Linked DNA regions of Mus musculus: region 2 is linked to region 1. Evidence: chromatin loops called from intact Hi-C (ENCODE). Cell type or tissue: heart. All regions are shown on one strand. Each heading gives the region's core, and the rest is flanking DNA. Links, peaks and the distances in the headings are about the cores only.

Evidence for each region. Peaks named below come from ENCODE experiments on the same cell type or tissue, not always from the same donor. Only the 100,000 strongest peaks of a DNase experiment are listed, where the experiment ranks them.
Region 2: it touches region 1 in a loop (2.0-fold over the local background); 1 of 42 quality-filtered maps calls a loop at or near these places.

What each region holds. Positions count from the first base shown.
Region 1 is chr19:16,238,306-16,249,393 of GRCm38, forward strand. The region is part of intron 2 of Gnaq (guanine nucleotide binding protein, alpha q polypeptide); the gene reads left to right. Among named protein-coding and RNA genes, the nearest start is that of Mir496b, 71 kb to the right of the region's middle. In heart, for the core only: no CTCF peak of the experiment used is centred there; no DNase peak of the experiment used is centred there.
Region 2 is chr19:16,331,137-16,342,224 of GRCm38, forward strand. It overlaps Gnaq (guanine nucleotide binding protein, alpha q polypeptide), which reads left to right. Exons shown (of 7, transcript NM_008139.6): 4 at 941-1,069; 5 at 3,845-3,974. Among named protein-coding and RNA genes, the nearest start is that of Mir496b, 22 kb to the left of the region's middle. In heart, for the core only: no CTCF peak of the experiment used is centred there; no DNase peak of the experiment used is centred there; H3K27ac peaks cover 711 bases.

The sequences.
Region 1 (11,088 bases), core at 2,246-7,245:
TCACCTACTACCTTGTGGAATGAGGGCAGAATAGGCACTGTGTTCCACGAACAAAGGTCCAGCCCAGGGTCTAGTTGCAGTCATGGATTTGACACTTGGAGATCACATTCTTAACATTCACATCTACAGATGTGATAGCCCCTGCAGTCACCTCTCCTTCTCTCCCCACAACCTCCCCAAGATATGCCCTGGTGCAGTCTGAGGTTTCATGTTGCTAAGACTTCATTATTATAAAACATGTGGTAAAGCTTTGTCATTAATAATTTAAAATCCCTGACAAAGAAAATGAGCTGAACACATTCTGTGATCCAGAAAACTGATTTTTCCCTGTCTCACAGTGCTCTGTTATCCTACTAATTCCCCAAACTCCATAATTAACAACGAGCAGCTGTGCTCTGGAGAGAATTATCCAGGTTTGGCCTGGGTCCCTCTGCTGTGAGGGGGTATAAGGGGGTTTACTGGGCTCCTAGCAGTGTCTCAAAGAGGACTTCAGTCACTTTCCCGTATAATTGTCATTGTAAACAGATGTGCTTAGCCCTTGGTAACAGATGAATTATGGAAGATAGAGTCTAGCCAACCTGTCATGCATTGTATGTTGCATCTTTGAAGAAAACACAGTAAGGGAACCAATGTTTTACTCTGAGGGTGGACAGTATCAGTCATGCTCACTGCCTTCTGATGCGTGCAGTGATGGGGTGTGATGTTAGTGAATATGGCCTGTGTAGACTGAGCTCATATCTTATTCAGTTGATGGTTTGGAGTTAGAGAAGGACTGTTTTAGCTTAAGACCCAGAAGAGATGCATGTATGTGCTTTCTTTGTTTGGATCATGATTTGAAGAAAAGCCAAGTTTAAAAAAAATAGATATCCTTTAGATAATCAGTGAATTTGAAAAATAATCCAGGTATTCTTAGTTTTATTAGGCATGATAATGGCACTGTGGGTTGTATAGAAAATTATCCATGAACTTGGAGGTGCGTTTTGAAGCTTTTAGGGCAAAAGGCAGACAAATAGCATTTTAGTCAAGAGAAAGCCAGGAGAACAGAAGACTGGGGCAGGCAAGTAGAGCAGTCTGGCAAAGTATTTTTTAGAAGATAAAGACCATCGTATTTATTCTTTTACAACCTCCCATGAGCCCTCACTGTTTCCCCTTAGCATCCATGTCCTCTCCTTTTTTGGTTAGTAACCCTCTGAGTCTGATTATTGCTGCCTGTTAGAGCGCTCAGTCTTGGAAGAGCTTCGTGGCTGCCAGGATTTACTGGGGGTTGTTTGACCGTTCTCCAAACTTTATGTGTGTTGAAGATTTTGCATAGTAAATGGTTTGAAGCAACAGACTTCTCTAGAAAGAAATTTGTTAAGTCATTTGCAAGTATTCTGAGGGTCTTTGGTTATAAGTTTCTGCTTTTTAAAATTGGGATGTTAGATTAGCTACATAAACTCCATACTCCTGCCAGATGATTGAGTACATTCTGAGCGGTGTGCCTCCTGCTGTCCTTCACCAAATGCACATACTCTGGAACACTCTACTTCAGCACTTTTCTCCTCTTGCTCCGTGCCCAGTCCCCTTAGTTCTTGTCGTTGGTACTGGGGAGGGAGGGAAGAGGTTATCAAGACCTGTACTTCTTAAGGAGCTGTACCTCCTGTAGGCCTAGGAACGTGCTCCGGAAGAACTTGCTTGTAGTGTGTGGCCACTTTCCTGCTCAGCTCTGTATAGACAGTCTGGTGTCACCTGAGTGTTGGTCCTAGTCACCAGGATTTAGGTGTAAGCCCATCACTGATTGCTCTGTGCTTCAGCAAGGCTACTGGATTTTCTGCTTCACTTCTCTGTTTTGTTAAAGAGGAGGATGAAAATAAATTGCTAACTCACAGAGTGAGGATTAAATGAAAGAATATTTACAAAAGAGTTAATGAGTGCTTTTGGGCAAAATTGTAAGGGTTTGTTGCCCCCCCCCCCCAGTTGTATGTTATTTTATTTAAAAAACAAAAAATAAAGCTCATTGGGCTTGGGGCTTTAACTCAGTGGTTCAGTGTAATTTCATAGCATGTGCAGAGCCTTAGCTGTGATTCCAAGTAAACAAAAACCACCACTGCACACAGGTATGGTTGTCATTCTTTTTAATTTCATTACATAAACGAATGTATTTGGAAGAGAATAGTAGGAGCTACTTAATTTGCCCTATCTTCACACAGACTCAGGTTTATCTCCAGTTATCCTGTAAGATCACTGCTGGAAGTGCTGCCTCGTCCCATTGGTGCTTTGCTGGAGCCTGCTCGCTCCCTCCCTCCCTCCCTCCCTCCCTCCCTTTTCTCTTTCTCTCATTCCCTTTCTTTTTCTCCCACCCCTCCCCTCCCCCCTCTCATTTTGAGGCAGGACCTTTATATATATATATACTTCAGGCTGGCCTCAAGTTCACGGCAAGCCTCCTGCCTTAGTCTGTTAGTCTGTCCTGAGTGGTAATGATTATAGGCATGAACTGCCATGGTCATCTCTTACTTGTTTTTTAATTATTTAAGCTTTACAGTATGTGTGTGTGACGGCCTTCTCTGGATGGCATCGTTAGTATGAGGAATGGTATCAGATTCTGGAAAGACTAAGAGCTTAGCAACTGGACAAGCTTGGACTGGGAATTAGTGTTCATTTGACATGTTTCCATCGTCTCTCTAAGCTGCTCTTTCCCTAAGCCCAGGCCTCAGTGCCACTTCTGAAGGGCTGTTGTGAAGACCAGATATGAAAGAAACTCTGACACAGCCCTTGGTGTGTGTCTGCTGTGCCTAGCACAGCATCCTGAGGAGGGAGAAGGAGGGAAGGTTTTAGATTTATATTTAAATCTAAATATTTAGCATTTTAGTTAAAAGAGAAAAACAGACAAGAAGGAGGCAACCGAGGAAGGCAGCTGAGTAGTCTGGTAAAATGTCCTGTGGAAGACACATCATATATATCCTTCTACAGTCCCATTACAACAGTGCATTCTGTTCCCTTGCACCCCAGCTCCTCCCAGTTCTCCCAGGAGCTCTCAGTATTTCCCCTCACCATTCATGTCCTCCCCTGCCCCTCCCAGGAGAGCTGATAACACTGTGTGTTCATGAGGTAGGACAGTGCAGCGGTCCTGCTCTCCTTGAATTAGGAAAGTTAAAATTCACATATTGCCTGATGCTTGTACTTAAGCACTTTTGGGATCCAATTGTTTGTTTCTAATCCTCACAATGTACTTTTTCTGTGTCCTACCTGGAGCAGACTGAGACCTCTCACCCTTGTAGATTTTTTTTTACCAAGTGGGACTTTACCTTCAAATAATTAGTAGTTGGACAGAATGGTAAAAACTCTGATATTTCAGTGGTGTGTACTTAATATACAGCAATGAAACATGCAAACATTCTATATTCTATTCCTTAATTTCAGTATTCCTGAAAAAGTGTAGTTCCTTAACAAAACAGGATAAAAAACTCCCTCCCCTCCCCTCTCACCCCATATAATTAGCCAGTTTCTAAAAGGGGACATTTAGGGCTTTTAATCTCAGAGTCTGCACCTTGTGATTGAAGCATTACACTTCTAAAAATGACTATCATATGTTTGATTTCTCTCTATCAGTAAATGTCACAGAGCGAAACCCAGGTCATGTTGGCATTCAGAAATGCTCTTCAGCTGCTCATGACTCTTGTTACTTTCCACTGACATAGTATTTCACATCTCTGAAATCTACTATTGTAAGCTAGAATATCATACTGCTCTTGAGTGTCCAGTGCAGACACTAACACTGACTTAGACAACACTTTCATGAGTGCAATATAAGCCAGCACTGAATCTATGAAAAGCTGCAGCCTTCTCCCTATGTCTGTCTGTCTATGTATGTTGTACATAGACAGAGCTGTGGGTTTATGTTAATGTGTGTCCATGCCATTGTGGATGGTAAAAGTACGTGGTGAGGTGCTGAAGAGGGGCAGGCAGGAGGGTTACTGACCATAGATTAGAAAACCTGTCTGAAACTGGGGTATGGACAGTGACCTTGGATGGGAAAGATAACAGTGTAGATAGAGAGCCCACTGAACTTAAGAATCCCCCAGATGCCAAACTAGCAAGATGGCTCAGTGGATCGAGGCACTTCCTGTGCAAGCCTGGCAACACGAACTTGATCTGCAGAACCTGTATAACAGTGGAAAGAGAAAAATGACTCCACAGAGTTGGTTTCTTGCCTTCAAACGTATATTGTAACACACACACTCTCTCTCTTTCTCTCTCTCTTACTACTAATGACAATAACAATAAATACACAATAACTCCCAGTTGCTTAACAATAAGCAACACTAGAATCTAGTACAGATTTCAATAATAAGATAATTTGCCACACAAGACACATTAGCCAGCAAACCCAGGAGGTTTCTGGGTACAGAATCTTAGTTTCTGAAAACAGGCAGGATTTGTTAAGTGGAACCTTATTTCTGATGGAGATGTATGCCCAGAGCAGTGGGCTCATTTCAGAGCTCTTGTTCAGATGTGTCTTTTCATTATGCAGAGTTTAAAATGTGCTTCAAAGTGGGCAGGGTATGTGCTGAGCGCTGAAGGAAGGACATTTGGAAATGTTTTATCCTCAGACTCAGGCTGACACAGCCCAGACTGCTATCACAGCTTCACCTCAGCGAGGCAGTGCAGAGGATGCAAGACGGCTGTCTGGCCCAAGAAGCTGGGGTGTTGATAAAGGACACAGGTGGCTTTTATAAATATAGTCACAGTCACATCAGGATGAGTAATGTACTGTATCATGAGAGTTTTCAAAATAAACAATGATTTTCTCCCAAATGTGTGTGTTGGAGCTAAGAGTATAAATCGTTACATTATAAAATTTAAATCAGGATAACCATTTCCCAGTTTCCTGTCCTCCCTCACCAGCCTGTACTGGGTGGGAAAGAATCCAACACATATGGAAACTAACCTCACTAGGAGAAGGTAAGAACATACCATTTTCTAAAAACAGTTCCAACCATAAAAGCTTTCATTTTTGTGTTTTACTGACAAAAAGTACATTTTAAATAGAAAGAAATCTGGAATTCATTGTATTCTATATCCTTTTCTATACATTCTCCCTACCTCTTTTTAACTCATATATATCTTTTATTTCTACATATTTATTTTGCATATAGGTGCTCTGTTACTCAAGTGATCAGGGGAAGGTGTCTTCTACTTTCTATACTAAAAGCATGTCTATGAAGTTGTCTGGTGCTTTCATGCTTTTGTGTTTCTGTTTAATTAATAAGAGTTAGGAAACCATTATTTGTGGGAGAACAGCATATGAAAAGTATCCGGAAGCCGTCAGTTGCTTTATGTGATTGATGCCTGCTGGTGTTCCCACGGATCTTCCGTAAGGAAACCATCTGAGTATTCCACCTGCTGTTTCACAGAGAGTGCGGGTGGATTCTCAGATAAGCTTCAGGATGGTGGTATTATAGGTAATTAGAACTTGTGGGACAGACATGAGACAAAATAATAAAGGACTGTATTAAAAAAAAAAAGAAAAGAAGAAAGAAAAAGATTAGAGCTGCTGCTACGAGCTGTTCCAGGAAAGGGGCAAAGCTAGCGACCTGACAGCAACTGCACGAGAATGTGTGTAAGACAGACAAATAGCAAAAGCTTGCAGCAGAGTAGTCAAGATAGAGAAAACTGAAGTTGTAGATTATTATTGGCATGCTGACTCAAATCTGCTTTTTTACCTCTGGATATTTTGTATGGATGAATTGGAAAGTTAAGGTTTGAAACAAGGGCAGATAAAGAAACAGATGTAGACATAAAAGCATCCTACCTTATTTTTTTCATGAGTTTATTTTCTTAGTAATTCTTAGCACGTACAGTAATGAGTTTATTAGTATATTTTCACGAATGTATATTGTGTACTTTACTCAGTTTTTCCTTGTGTTGCCTTTTCCTTCTGCCTTTTTACTGGTGCTTTTATACCACTCACATCGTTGCCCTTATGCGATGGAATGCAATGAGAAGTGTGTGCTTACTTACTGCGTTTTCCTTATTCACTCCAGCATCTGCTAACGGGCTTCCAGCTGATTCCATAGTGTAGCTACAGTGAGTAGTGCAGCAGTGCACACGGACGATGCTCAAGTGTCTGATGTAAAGACCTTCATGGATATACCCAGAAGCCATGGAGCTTGGTCGTATGGTAATTCTAATCTCAGACTTTTGAGACCCTTCCATGCTGAAATTCTGTAGACCCTTCCATTCTGAATTCAGTTTACTGGTTCAGCAGCAGCAAGGGCTTCCCTTCTTTCTCCACATCCTAGCCAGCATTTGCTGTGTTTGATAAAAGATACTCTGGTTGGTGTGAGATGTAATCTCAGTGTAACTTTAATTTGCATTTCTTTGATGGCTCCTTATTGACTTTTTCATTTGAGAGGTCTGTTTAGTTCATTCACCCATTTATTTATTAGATGATTCCATTTTTTGGTATTGTCTTAGTCAGGATTTCTATTCCTGCACAAACATCATGACCAAGAAGCAAGTTGGGGAGGAAAGGGTTTATTCAGCTTACATTTCCACATTGCTGTTCATCACCAAAGGAAGTCAGGATTGGAACTCAAGCAGGTCAGGAAGCAGGAGCTGATGCAGAGGCCATGGAGGGATGTTCTTTACTGGCTTGCCTCCCCTGGCTTGCTCAGCCTGCTCTCTTATAGAACCAAGACTACCAGCCCAGAGATGGTCCCACCCACAAGGGGCCTTCCCCCTTGATAACTAATTGAGAAAATGCCTTACAGTTGGATCTCATGGAGGCATTTCCTCAACTGAAGCTCCTTTCCCTGTGACAACTCCAGCTGTTAAATTGACACAAAACTAGCCAGTACAGTATTTAACTTTGGACTTTGTTTTTTCTTTTTAAATAAATTCTAGATATTAGTCCCCTGTCAGCTGTGTAACTGGCAAAGCATTTCTTCCACCCTGAAGAGTATCCCCTCACTCTGCTGATCGTTTTGTTTTGTTTTTAGCTGTGCAGAAGCCTTTTAACTTAATTCAGTCCCATTTGTCAATTCCTGAGATGATTTCCTGTGCTTTCAGAATCTTTGCCTCTGTCTCTCTGTATTTTGCAGCATTTCCTTCTGTTTTCCTCTAGCAGTTTGGAGAGTTACATTAATGTATCTGATCCATTTTGGTTTGTCTTTTGTTCAGCATGTGGGATATGGTCTATTTTTGTTCTATTTGTGGATGTACAATTTTCCTAGAACATTTGTTTTAGCTATATGGGTTTATTTTTTGGCCCTCCCCTCTATTTTATCCTGTTGATCTACAGGTTTGTTTGGCTGCCCATCCTATGCTGGGTTTGCCCTCTAGCTCTCTAGACTGTATTCTGATGCTTCCAGCGAGGCTCTTGCTAGTAAGGGCTGCTTTGGTTTGGGGGAGTCTTTTGTGCTTCTGTGTGAAATTTAATGCGATTTTTCTGCTTCTGTGAAGATTGCCATGGAAAGTTTGATACAGGTTATGTTGATTGCATCAAGTGTCTTATTGGTGTTTAGGAAGGCAGTTGATTTTTCATCCTGTTACTTTGCTGAATGTGTTCATCAAATTTAACAATTTTCTGGTGGAGCTATTAGGATTTTAAAAAACATTTATTTTTCTTTGCTTTTCTTTTGTGTATATTTGCCTACATGGACAGATGTATACCACATGCATGCTTAGTGCCTGTGGAAGCCAGAAGAGAGGTTGTCAACTCTGCTAGAACTGGAATTATGAATCTCTGTGTTGAAGCTGGGAACGGAACCCTTGTCCTCTGCAAGAGCAGCAAGTGCTCTTAATGGCAGATACTTTAGCTTTGGGCTTTCCTATTTGTATCTTTTTAATCCTTCTCAGACTTTATAGCTTTAGCTAGGGCTTTAAGCTCTGTGTGACTCTGAGATGGCGAGGGTAGACATGCTTGTCCTGTTTCTTAAAGATTGTGCTTCCATTTGTTTTCTTGTAGTGCTTAGTGTAATGCTGGCTACAGATCTGGTGACTATAGCCAGAGGTTGCAATACGTGTAGTTTTGTTGGTTGTTTTTCTGGTGAGTTTTTCCTTTCCTTTTTCCTTTTTGTTTTCCTTTTTTTCCTCCTCTAATTTTGTAAGTGTTTCCTGATTTACATTCTTAGACATTGTATATTCCTCTGTGTTCTACATGATCTCTTACTTACTTTTTGTTCTTCCTCTGTATGTAGGATTTAAGCATCTACTGCAGTGCTGCTGGTATGGTTTGTTTTAGTTTGTGCTTGCTGGTCTCTAATGTGCCCATCAGATTTAACCAGCCACTTTACTGGACGGAGAAATCTTGGTTGGTAACTTTCAGAGTAGAAATAAATCTTTTTGTGCGTTGTTGTCTGTAGGGTTTCTGTTAAGTGCTCGCCTGTTGCGTTGCTTTTGAATGGGAGCTGTTATGGGCTTTTACTTTTACACCTTGATATTGTTCCTTTGTTTTGTACTTTTGACATCTTCAGTGTTGTGGAAAAGGTCTTCCCTAGTTATATCTTCTGAATTCAAAATTATTTCTATACTTAGGTGTCAATTTCTTTTCCTCGATTTCACAAGTTTTCTGCTGTAGTTGCATTGAATAAATTTAGGTTTTGGGTGTGTATGTGTGTGTTTTAATTTCAGATATTTCTTGGGTTTGGCTTCTTTCATTTCTTTTCATTTCCCAGAGTTCTTGAATGTTGTGGAACTGTTTTGTTTATTTTTCTTCACTGATGCTTGAGTGTCCTGTCTGCTTGACCTCATCTTCATCACTGACGATCGCACTTCTGTTTGGTCAAGTCTATCGCTGATGCTTCCTGCTGTGGTTCACTGCTCATTGAGTTTATAGCAATTCCCAACATTTCTGTTTATTTATTCTTGCTGTTGGGTTTTTGTTGTTTAAAATGTCAATTTCCTTGCTGAAGAAATTGTAGAATTAGGAATTTAAAGGATAGATTAGTTAGATGATTTTTTTTTTAATTATAGAAGAGTTGTTTAAAAAGAAGAGAAAAGCTTTCCTGATAACGAAAAAATAAAATATAAATAGGATTAGGTAAATGAAAGAAGGGTAAGAAATATAAAACTTAAAGCTCCCTTTCCTTAAAAGGAACATAGTAGTGTAGTCAAAAGAAAAACATACAAATCAGATAAATAAAGTAAGCAAAAGAAATTTCTATTTTAATATAATTCAACTATCTACCTACATCTATTGATAGGATCTTTCTGAATAGCTTTAAACTAGGTTGGTCTGAGTGCTCAGTGATCCTTCTCTGCCTGTGCTTCTTTCTGCAGAGCCAAGATCTAGGCATTCACCACCACCTTCTCCTTGGCTCCTCCTCCTCTTTGTCTTCCTCCACCTACAGCACTTCCTTCTGCTCTTTAAAATACAGCATTAAAATACTTTTGGATGAGACTGTTAGGATATGTGTGCGCACACGGTGTGTGCTTCTTTTGCTGCACTTTTCATTTGGATTTCAGTGTTCTCGTTAGTGTTCTGTGCTCATCCTCCCTTTTGAATAGTCTTTATTATCCTGACTGCCCTTCACTGCATCACCAAGGTAGCATGGAATCCGTGTGTCAAAGCATTCTCTTCTCATCTTGCCAGTCTCTGGACATACGGTCCCTGCAGGAAGCTGTGGCTCTTGAAAAGGAATGACTACTCCTGTCCCCTCTTCCCAGGGAAATTCTTATTAGCTCTCAGTCATACAGCAATGTTTTTAATGGACTTGTTTCCAACTCTATTTCTTGGCCCTCTGTGGTTTCACAATTAAATACAATCATTTTGGGAAAGGCTGGGTAAAATCTGTTGTAGATATTACTTACTAATTTGGGGGAGGGGGTCCAGGTAAATCAGTGAGGGTCTTCCATTAAGAACCTCTTAGAAATTGGACAGGAACTGTGGAGAATTGTGTAAATCATGCAAAGATGTGTATAAATTGTCAGTTACATTGGAAACAAAATTAAGATATATTATTTTAGCAGAATTAAGATACATCATGATTGATATAAGTACGTTGGTATTTTATATACAAATTTAAATTGAATATTACAATAAAGTATAGCATATATAAACCAATACACGTTTGGAGTGTGTGTAAATAAGCAAAAGGGATAATCAGTTAGACAGATTTGCTTGTTTTTGTTTAATGTGTATGATTTAGTGTGTTAAGGATTTCTGCATGTAAAATTAGATAAATTGATTTTGAAAGAACCTTTCTTCTGTAAACAGAAAATTACTCCAGTGATCAAGGCAAGGTCTTTAAATGGGATGAAATGACAATTTATTAAAATTTCTAGCTTTTGAAACAAGACTTGGAAAAAGCTTATATTAACTTTCTTGTTGTAAGCTATATTAACTTATAGAGAGATCTTAGCCCATTGGACTTAGAGATAAGCAATACTTTCTGTTGACAGAGACACTAGCCATGATGAATTTATCAGAGACTTTGGTAATAATAAAGAGAAAATACCATGTATTTCAGTCTGTTACCAAGGGCCTAACAGCAGCACACACAGAAAGGATGGACGTCATGTGCGCACTGGACTGTGGTTCTAGAAATAGCCCAGGATGCACCGTTTACAAAGGCGAGCGACTAGCAGAAGCATCCTTACTTGTAAATTCAAGCAGTATTGAGGGATTTTTTTTGAAGTATTTTATTCAGTAGCTATGTTTTGAGTAAAGAAAGTGGAAACAATTAGGTGTGTTTAAATGCTCATGTCCCCCAGAAGGAAGAAAGCATAAGGAATGTAAAAAGACCGAGGAGCCAAGGTTTGGAAGGTAGAATTGTCATCACTTTCCAGTGAATTGGGACTCTCTTCTGCTTCTCACCTATTTTCTGCTCTACAAGAGAACCACCATCAATAAGCTGTCCTAGACTTGCAAGTCCTGCCTGGTGATTGTGTGGAGATGCTTGCTCTGCTGCCAGGCTTCAGAGACAGGGGCCACTGTCTTATCATCCTTGCAAGCCCAGCTGTGCATGTCTTTCCCAGAGCTCACATTCTTCCCAGCACTTGTGTTATCACTGTGCAGAACAGACTCAGCAATGCTAACTCTAGATCTAGAATACGCTTCTGTTTCTCTAGGTAGTCAAGGCCCCAAACATGGGATCATTTTTAAAT
Region 2 (11,088 bases), core at 3,850-8,849, 94 kb after region 1:
TGAATACACATAACTAAGGTCTGTTATGAAGCCGACTGCTCTTCCGAAGGTCCCAAGTTCAAATCCCAGCAACCACATCAACCACATGGTGGCTCACAACCATCCGTAACGAAATCTGGTGCCCTCTTCTGGAGTATCTGAGGACAGCTACAGTGTACTTACATATAATAAATAAATAAAACAAAAAAAAAAAGAAGAAGGAGGAAGATGCTATCATTAAGGGGGAGCCAATTGAAAGATTTATACAAGGAATTCTCTGTGATAGATCGAAGTTTCTTGTAAGTCTAAAATTATTTCAATCAAAAATACAATGTTTGATTCTCCCCACCCCGTGGAAATGCGTAAGTATCATGGTCAGATACATAAAAGTTAGGGTAGGTGACTGTAAAGAAGAGCATCTGACATTAGACATTATTGTTATCATAACTTAAAATCTCATGGCTTTTCAAGAATAACAAATGACTTGGGCTTTGGACATAATTAAAGACATGGTATGATACTGTCTGTCTTCTCTCAGGGGAATGAGGAAACTTCATTCCAGGAAAAGACTGATGTTCTGCAAACAACAGAGAAGATAAATCCTGACCTTACACTCAGCTTTATTATATGGTGGTTTATGCAAATTTACTTTGTATAAATAGTTTAAAACTTTAACTCTTGATTCACCAGCCAAGCCTGCTAAACAAATAGATGTTAGGAGACTCACTGCAGTTTCTTACCAGCTCTCCCTTCTTTTACATGAGTTCAGCTGCTGAGGAAATGGGAATGTGGTAAGTAGGTGACTGGGTGGAGAACCTTTCTCTGAGCAGGGGAAGTGTGGCCTTGCCTGCTTCCTAGCCTGTCACCTTACAGACTTTCCTTTTTCTCTGTGACTCAGTTTTTGCTCTTTCCATGGGATTAGAATGATGGTAACTGACATTCTCATGTCTTCCTCTTCTAGCTATCTGAATGACTTGGACCGTGTAGCCGACCCTTCCTATCTGCCTACACAACAAGACGTGCTTAGAGTTCGAGTCCCCACTACAGGGATCATCGAATACCCCTTTGACTTACAAAGTGTCATTTTCAGGTAGTAACTGAGTTCATTAACACCTTTAAACCCATCAGCTTTGTTTGATTTTGAAATAATGTATCAATGAAAGAGGAAGCAAAAAAAAAACATTCTGGAATTTTCATTTCCATTTAAATTCACAGAAAATTAGTTGCTGGTAGTATATCACATTTACTCAAACTGTATATTAGACAGGAACCACCATGCATGCCTGCCATTGAAAACTTCCATATCGATATTTTCTCCATGTTGTCTGGTACCAATGCAGAATTTCTCAGTACCAGTAAAAAGGTGTGCTGGGGTTTTTTTGTTTGTTTGTTTGTTTTGTTTTTTTTTTTACACAACAAAATGCTTAAGAGTTTTCAAAATTCATGGTTTTAAAAGTAGGGTAATTAACTTAATATAAATTGATATGGCAAAACAAAATGGAAATGTATTATTCCCCTGCTCACTGCTGCTGTTTGTATTGATATTTCAACTGAAACACTTTTTAAGAAGAGAAAAACAACAGTACATTTTCACTTTGCTATTTCAGAGTCACTTAATTATACTTTTAGTTGGAGTACAAACCACTTACTTGGAGCTTTGAGGAAAGGACCCACGAAGCAATGTCTTTGACTTGAATGTTGAATGTTGAATTGTCTCTCCAGAGCCTCCTCGCTGAGGGTGGGCCTGTGCTTGAGGCTCTGAGGCACCTTTTCTGTGGCCCCCTGCCTCATGCCTCTGCCATGGGGCTCAGTTTGACATGTGCTATGCTGTTTCTGCCAAAAAAAAAACTTTTCCTCTCCTCTCCTCTCCTCTCCTCTCCTCTCCTCTCCTCTCCTCTCCTCTCCTCTCCTCTCCTCTCCTCTCCTCTCCTCTCCTCTCCTCCCCTCCCCTTCCCTCCCCTCTCTATTCATTCTTTGCACCTGTAGTGTAATCTTACCCCCACATAATGCTCAAAAGCACATGGCTGTGAAGTAGGTAACACTTTAGAAATACTCTGATTCTTAAATCTGTGATGGGTCTATTAAGATGACCACCAAGGTTCCTGAGGCCAGCATTCTGAGTTACATATTTTGAGCTTATAGCATCTGGATATCCAGATTAACTTACTTTTACAACCATTTTACAGAAATGTTTCAAAAACACATACAGTCCTTGCCGATTTTCACATCTTGGTTGATTTGCAATTTCAAACACTGATGAGTATTTCATTTTACTCTTGACACATTTTGTTGTTCAACACACTAGTGTTAAAGCATACTTTTTGGCACTACAGTGAAAGTAGACTTTATTGTCTAGTTTCTGGCCCTCCTCAGAGGCATAGCACTGAGTCCCTGAAGTAGACTTCCTCGAATAGAACTTCTTTGTAAAATGAGTAGCCCCTTTCCACTCAGTGGTGCTGGGGCGGATCAGCATCTTTATATCTGGTGTCCAGCGCTCACAGAACTCTTGGACCTACTGGTTGGCCTCTTGGGTCTCACTTCTGTACCTTTACAGCCTTTTAGAAATGGTGGTAAGAATGATCCTTGACTTCGGGTCCGGAGAGATGCCTTAGTCAATAAAGTGCTTTCCTTGTGGATCCCATGATCCACATAAAAATCCAGATGTGGTGTCCTATCCCATAAGCTAAGGTCTGGAAGTAGAAGGTGCAAACCAGAAAGGTCCCTGGGGCTCCTTGGGCATCCAGGGAAGCCAATTGATGAACTCCAGGTTCAGTGAGAGATCCTATCTTAAAACAAGGTGGAGAGGACAAGAGAAGACTCCTGATAGTCATCCTCTGTCCTCCACACAAACATGCACACTTGTGCTGCACACACCCACAAATGCACACGGAGAAATGTGCAAAACAGAAAAGCAGAAGGTCTTTGAGTTCTTCTGTAGACTTAATGTGGAGAGTCAGGAAAACACCCCGAGCAGACACCCTGTTCTGTGGACTGGTAAAGAGCACTGCTTTCTCATTTGCATACTAACTCTTACTTTCTGAGACTCCTTTCCTCTGAATGTTGGATACATTGTCAAGGTTTGGGTTCAGCAATTTGGAGAAGCTGATTTAGTGTCACACACATCTCCACGTCATTCTTGGTGTCAATGCTGGTATCTGAGGATAACCAGGTACAGTATGGATGCATTAAAAGCAGACCAGGAAAATAGTTCATATGATGCCCCTGTGTGGCACTGTAGAACATTTTCATGTCATACACCACACTTTATTTCCAGCAAGGTGGCAAGTTGGTTTGGGCACTAGGCTAATTGTCCCATTGCTGCCAGATACCATTGGACATGTCAAATTATTACCAATATTGAAAGAAGAAAAAGCCCCAAATTCTTATCCTATGGGCGGAAGCATAAGCAGGCTTTGTTTACATTTAGTACCCTCTGTGTACGGAAATGCATGGCATCTCGTATCCTTTAAATGTATCCATGACCATGCCTGGCCTCCTCCAGTAGCATGTGAGGCTCTTCACTCTGACACCTAGGAAAGGAAAGGGAAATTTATTATTTGTTATCTGGACTGAATATAAAAAACAATGTTTGCCTTTGTTGTGTATAATTTAGTAAAATATTATTATATAGTTAATAATTTTCATACGTATCTACATAACATTCAGGTAACCACAGCAATTTCTGTGTCTACCATGCCTTATTTCTGTCAAGTAACAGGTAATTAATATATAGTCAATATTAATTAGTTGAGTTAGATGCCACTGTCTTTAAAGTAGTGAGTTTTCCCTAGTTTGTAAGTAGTACTTATATTTATATTCTTGATTTTTCTTTAAGTTATTAATATAAATATTGTTAACCTTGCAGAATGGTCGATGTAGGGGGCCAAAGGTCAGAGAGAAGAAAATGGATACACTGCTTTGAAAATGTCACCTCCATCATGTTTCTAGTAGCGCTTAGCGAATATGATCAAGTTCTTGTGGAGTCAGACAATGAGGTAAGTACCCTTTGGATGGATGGTGATTGATCATTTTATCACTGGATAGAAATAAATGACAAAATTCATGTCTTTAGTTCTTATAGGTATTTATTTGGTGTGTTTACATACATACATACATACAGCAGTGCACACATGAATATCACAGGGCAGCCTGTGGGAGAGGCTGTAGGGATGGAACTCAGGTTCCCAGGCTTGGCTTCAGGCACTGAGCTAGCTTACCAATGTGGATGATTTTAAGTAATCATGAATAACCCTGTAAGACCAACCCACAGTACTCTCAGAATGGCAGGCTTCTCCTTCAGGAATGTGAGCAGGTCTGCATGCTTGGATCTAAGCAGAGCCTGTTTGATACGGCCACACTATGCAGAGGTTCTGAAAATGAAAACATGGAAATCTCTAAGAGAATCACAAGATTGTCTCCTAGCCTCCCTTGCAGGATAGGACCTGGGAGATTTGTGTGAGTCACCCTGTTTTGTTTTGCTTTCCTTTTGTTTAAAACAATGTTTGCATGATGGGTGGGCAAGCAGAACGTTCACTTGGCAGATGTGAATAACTTTGTAACTGGCTTCAAAATCAGTTCGTTGTGGAACCTTGTAGCGTCGTGGTGTTTGGGCCTATCTGCTGCTAGTAAGTAGTCTACTGACTGAGCAGGACTTACTTGGAAACTGTTCTTCATAACTCTGTCTGGGAAGCTGGCGCTGTATCATGACGCGTCTCTGTTCAGGGAAAGTTTAACAGGTGCCAATATGGATTTTGAGGGTAATAGAGGTTTATGAATCAGTTGACTCTGGAAGATAATAAGAGGTATAGAAACAACCTTTTAGCTAAAGTTCAGAGGATGTGTGTGTGAATGGAGGTTCAATCAGTAATCACATCAGAGCTTGCAGATGGATAGACGACTAATGCCTACTAAGTAAAGATGGAAACAAAGGGGAGGAACTGAAAAACCCCAGCAATTGCTTGGCTGATATCTGCCGTGTCAGAATTTTCTGTCTTTAAAGTATATAAGAATTTGTCCCTTCTTGGTCTTTTTAAGATAGTGCTGTTGTTTTGTTGTTTTATTTTTGTTTTTGTTTTTTTCTGGTCTTACTATTCTCATTACAGTTTATACCCAGTATGCAGAGGTTTGCATCAATTAATAAGCTGAGGCCTATTAACCAGCCATTGGCCCCTTAGCTGAAATGCAAAGTGCCTACAAGCATAGTAAAATGTATAGCTATCAGCTATCAAAATGTGAACTGGGCAGTTACCTTTGGAATTTTTACTGTTATATCTCTCTATTTCTGTTTTTTAAATCTATTCTTGTGCCTACTTGTTGTTCCATAATTCTTGGAGACTGTATTTTTACTATGTTGCACACTTCAGATATTGTAAAGAGTCAATTGTTTCACTACTGTGATGTGGGGGCCGGATGCAAAACAAACACAAAACCGGAAAAATTCACATCAAGAAGCTTAAAAAGTACACCTGCTTTTTTCTCAGAAAAAAGACAATAAGACTTACTGCGTAGATCTTAGCTCTTATATTCAGTGTGCTAGCCACTAAAATAAAATCTGCGTGTGTTATCTACATAGAAGATAGAAGAAACACACATCATCTCATTCTTATTCTTTCATACCAGCAAGGGTAAGATCATTGTCTACCAGTGTACATTTTATACTCTGTAAATATGCTGTATCTATGAAGATCTGCATATTGTGACTTAATGGCAAGCAGTTTGCCACTTTGAAATTATCTAAATATCAAAGAAGTCCATTCTCTAAATAACCTGTCAGCTAAATCTCACACAACAGTCAGGTTCTTTGTTTACATGGTCATAGATTTCACCTGATCTTACAGTAGAAATCTATTTGTGGTTTGTTGGTATAAAAGTATATTAGTTCAGTCACATTTCTTATCAGACATCTTCAAATTTATACCAGTTAATTATTCAGAATGTAATAACATAGCCCAGTTCATTTGGTTCATAAGATGATATACTATGCCACAGATTAAAGTGATAAAGCTGTATCCATTTGCTTTCTATTGCTATGACAAACACCATGACCACCAACACCTTGAGGAGGAAAGTGTTTATTTTATGTTACAGTTTATAGTCAATCATGAAAGGCAGTCGGAGAAGGAGCACGGAGGCAGGAGCTGAAGCAAGAGACAGAGGCAATGTGCAGCCTACTGACTTGTTCTCCATGGCTTGCTCAGCTTGGTTGTGCCACTGCCCAGGGGTGGTATCACCCAGAATGGGGCTGGGCCATTTCTACACATCAATCTTTCATCTAGAAAATGCTCACAGGCCAATCTGATGAAGGCATTTTCTCAGATGACCAGAGCTTGTGTAACCTGGATACATTGTCAGTTTCACCGTTAGATCTCTTAATTCTGTGAGGTAGGTCATACCCACTTTGGAGCTTTTTCTCCATCAGGCCTGAGCTTCCTCAGGCACTGAGCTGATCTTTAAGCACAACAGGAAAGTCCTGCCCACAGCCAGCAGCCAGCCCTGAGCACGGCACGCTCTCAGAAGCGCGTGTTCATATTGCAGTGATCTCTTTTATGTTCAGTTGTTGTAAAACATGCAGATGCCATTACTTCCAATTTCTTAAACTGCTAAAGTAATTCAGAACTACAGAATTCTAGTTTCTGAAACTTCTGGTTTGGGTGAGACAGAACAAGAATAAATTCCTGACCATTTGTTTGTTCTTGGTCTGAAAGTGTGCTGCTCACAACTTTAAGTCAAAGCAGACTTGACTGCGCCTACCTTGGTATATATTTGTGAGAAAAACCTGGGAGTGAATACTGATCGCCTTTCGGTTCTGCAGAACTGTGGAAAATGCACTCTAGACCACAAACAACATAGCTAAGACATACTGTAGAGGCTGGGGAGCTAATATGTGTGGTAAAATCCATGAAGACATCAGCTCTGGTGGATCCCTGGGGCTTTGTAGCCACCTAGGCCAACACTGTTTGGCAAGCTCCAGACCTGTGAGAGAACCTACCTCTCCTCCCAACCCTCCAGAAGGTAGCTAGCTGGTGAGTGCGCGAGTACACAGGGATGCACGGGGAGAATGATCCAGATATCTCCTTTTACTTGTATTTTAGTTATGTATAAACATTGCATATTTCTCTCTGCAGTTCTGCACAGATCTACTTTTGAGTGTGCAGAGTCTCAGCCTTCCTATTGTTTGGGGGAATGAATGTCTTTCTCCTTTGTCTCCAAATAAGGAAATAAGCATGAACCAGTGGGCTAGACAAAGCAAGGTTGTAGTGCTGCGCTGCATTCTGACTTCTCTTCCTCTCGTATTTCCCTGTGTTAACATACCAGCAAACAGCCAACTATTCGGCTGTAATCCTTTCATGGACACATCATTTCAGAGCCTCTGAAAGCCCAGAACGAGAAGATAGCCAGCATGCATCACTGTGTGTTCAAACTAAGCTTTCCGTCTTTGTGTTTAAACTAGCTTTCCGGTCTGTGACTAAGCATGGTGCCTTCGCCATGATCCTTGCTAATGTGCACATCTAACTGACTAGTCCTTTTGGCTTGGTCATGGTGACTTACAGTATTTTCTGTATTGGGTTTGTTTTGTTTTGCTTTGCTGTTAGTATCAAGGTACTTGCCCCACACCTAACCCAGGCCTTCCTCATATCAAGATGGATTTCCCAGAATTAGTTCTCATAGACATCTGTCCTTCAAGCTAAGTCTGGAGTTGATACATTAGAAGACAGAGCAGACATTTTTAATACAATTGCATTTATACCTCTTTAAAACCTGCCAAGCTGTTTCCTGTGCATTATGACAGGGATTATAGCTTTGGCCAAGACACTGTTTCTGGGTTTGCAACCCAAAGAAAGAAGAGATGGGCTGTCACTGCTAAGAGGATGGAGACAGAGTAAGAATTCTCCTTTCATGGTGTTGAAATACCTCCCCTGGACCTCTGAGTCCTTATCACATTTACAGACAGTACTGAGCAAATACAGGACAGTTCCCCCAACAGTTCAGAATGTCTCTGTGTTAATTGGATCTAGTCTAGGATATGCCTTTGGTTGGATATACTTCAGTACTGCATGTGTGTGTGTGTGTGTGTGTGTGTGTGTGTGTGTGTGTGTGTGTGTGTGTGTGAGAGAGAGAGAGAGAGAGAGAGAGAGAGAGAGAGAGAGATTGAAACCAAAGTCTAAACATTATAATTTTTTCCTTGCTCTGAAAATTCTGAGTAGGTTTTTGGGAATTTTCCTGGCTGGGCTCTGATCACACACTGGGTAGTTTTTAACCTTTTTATTGGTTCTTAATCAGATCTTATGCTTGGTTCACTTAGCTTGGTTCATGATGTGATGAACAAGGACTTCACTTCTGGTGTCGGACCCCTCCCTCGGGCTTCACTCCTCTCTTCCTTTTCAGCAGCTTGTCTGTTGTTTATTCTTGTTCTCCACCCTTGAACTTCTCTGCTCTTCTGTTTCCTCATTGTTCTCCTTCTCAGTCTCTTCTCCTTGCTCTTTAGTAAGCAGAACCCAGAGCCTTGTGCCTTCTACCAGTGAGCAGCATCCTAGCCATGAGAAAGATGTTTCTGATCACCATATATGACCTTGAGCCAGAGGCCTATAGTTATACTAATAAAGGTGTTAACCATAAACTCACCTATCAGTTCTTCATTAATTTATTTCTGCTTATTTAATTGTAAAATGTACAATTATGATCATATGATCCTCTTGCCTCTGACTCCTGAGTGTTTGAGGTCCAGGTGCATATCACTAAGAATATGGTTTGTTTTGTTTTGTTTTTAAATAAAGGAAGGGAAAAAAAGAACATCCTAATATTTCTTGTGGATCTACACATGTGCCCAGTAATTGAGCATTTGTCTGATACAGGCATGGCCGTGGCTTCAAGCTTTACCACCAGGAGAAAACTGAACATACGATTCTGTGCCAATACTATTGTTAATGACACTGAACAATTCTTGTCACCTGGTATTTTTCTGTGTTTAGATATACAAATAGTTGCCACAGTGTTGCAGCTGCCCATGGTCACAGTCACATCTGAGCTTATCGTCACAGAGCTCTGCTGTGCCCCATAGTATGGGTATGTGGTGGACTACACCACCTAGGTTCATGCTATTGTTCATACAACACAAAAATTTCCTAGCAAGACAATTCTCAGACTGCATTTCCTCTACTAAATACCACAGAACTATTTCTCTTTGTCCCCATGGAAGACTAGAGCCAGTTGGAGTTGGTGTTTCATCCTCCATTCCAGACTGATTAGCCTCTGACAAAGCCCCAATGGTTTAAGTTAATGATTTATTTCTCAAGGACACCTGGCATATTTATAATGTTTTCCCTGTCATCTCTTACGTGGGGAGATTTGCAAGCCTGATTACAGGTGTTTATTATATAGAATTGATACACATGATCTGTATTATAGATGTGACTGAAGAGTAAATTGAAATTATTAGCAGGGATTATCTCTAAGTTGCTGGAGTTTGGTAGTTTGTGTGTGTGTATATATATGTATATATATATATATAAATTTTATATTTTAGTCATTTACATTTATATTTCCCCATGAAGAATATATCATATAGTGTTACCTATTAAAATGATTAAATAAAAATAACCCTTTAAGGCTATTTTGAGTTTTTCTTATTGTTTTCAACAAGAAAACATGGAGATACACATGAATGGAGAAGTTAATACAGATGTCTAGCCCAAGCTTAATATACTGAAATGTCTTCAAAACTGAGACACCTTAAAAATAGTAGGACTAGAGAGATGGTTCAGCAGTTACGATCACTGAGTGTTCTAGAGGACCCAGGTTCAATTCCAAGCACTCATAGAGGCTCTTAACCCTGCTTATCTGTCACTCTAATCTCGGCAGATCTAGTGCCTTCTTGCCTTCGAGGGCACTGAACAAATGTGGTACAGGCAGAACAGCCATAGACAAATAAATGAATGAATAAACAAATAAAATTAAGCAGATCAAGGAGTTTCCTGGAGTGAGGGAGACAGCTGATGAACACAGGATTTGTGCCAGCACTTGTTGTCCATCTTAGATGAAAGTTTCAGAGCTGTAGCCTAGTGTTACAGATTGCCCAATGAAATGCCTGGATCCAACTCACTAGAGTCTAGACAGTTTTCACCATCTGGGGTCTTCAGTGCCATCTACTTCTTCCTTTTGTTTGGAAGAACTTACCTTGTAACAGGAAATCTACATTCTATAAAACTTAAAGCTGTTGCTTATTCTCTTCTCCATAGTAATAATAGCATGTGTATATGTCTGGGTGTGCTGTTTAATAGTTCAGGTTGCCTGGAGCCCCCCTGGTTGGCACAGGGCTGGGTGATATAACTGCCCCTTTCAGGGTTTCTTTTATTGCCTTGATTGAATATATTACAGTGACATTATCTATAAAGAAAAGCAATGGAATTTTAGGCTTTTTTTTTTTTAACTAAAACAATCTGAGGTGTCACTTAAAAAACAAAACAAAACGAACAGAAACCCTAGGAATAGTCTAGGGAGATGGCTCAGAAGGTGAGAGCAAGCATGCGGACCTGAGTTTAGATGTCCAGCATCTACATAAAAAGCCAGGTGTGGCTGTGCATACCTGTAGCGTCCGTGTTGTGGGGCAGAGACAGGAGGCTCTGCGGAGTTCTTGCTGTCAGATTAGTCTAAACGATGAACTTCCAGTTCTGTGAGAGACACTGTCTCTAGCAATAGGGAGAAAATGATGGAGACCCATGACATCCTGCTCTAACTTGCCCATGGCCATTGGGCCCTCACACCTGTACAATCACATGTATGCAGCACACACATACACACACACAGCAGTAAGACAGAAATGTATTTCCTGAGACATTGGACACTTAGGATGTTGTACTCCTGAGCTGTCCCTCACTAAGGAGCAGAGAAGTAGAAAGAATCCAACTGCCCTGGTTGAGACAAAGCTCCACCCACAGGCTGAGTGATCTCAAACACTTACTTTCTCTGTGTTAACAGCTTTAATGTAAGCACCTAAGATATTGGGTACTTTTTCTATTGTTGGGAGGAAGTGCATTCAGAAACAACCAAAGGACAGAGGTTTTCCTGGGCTCGTGGTTTCTGAAGGCAGAAGGTGTGATGGGGTTCTTGGTG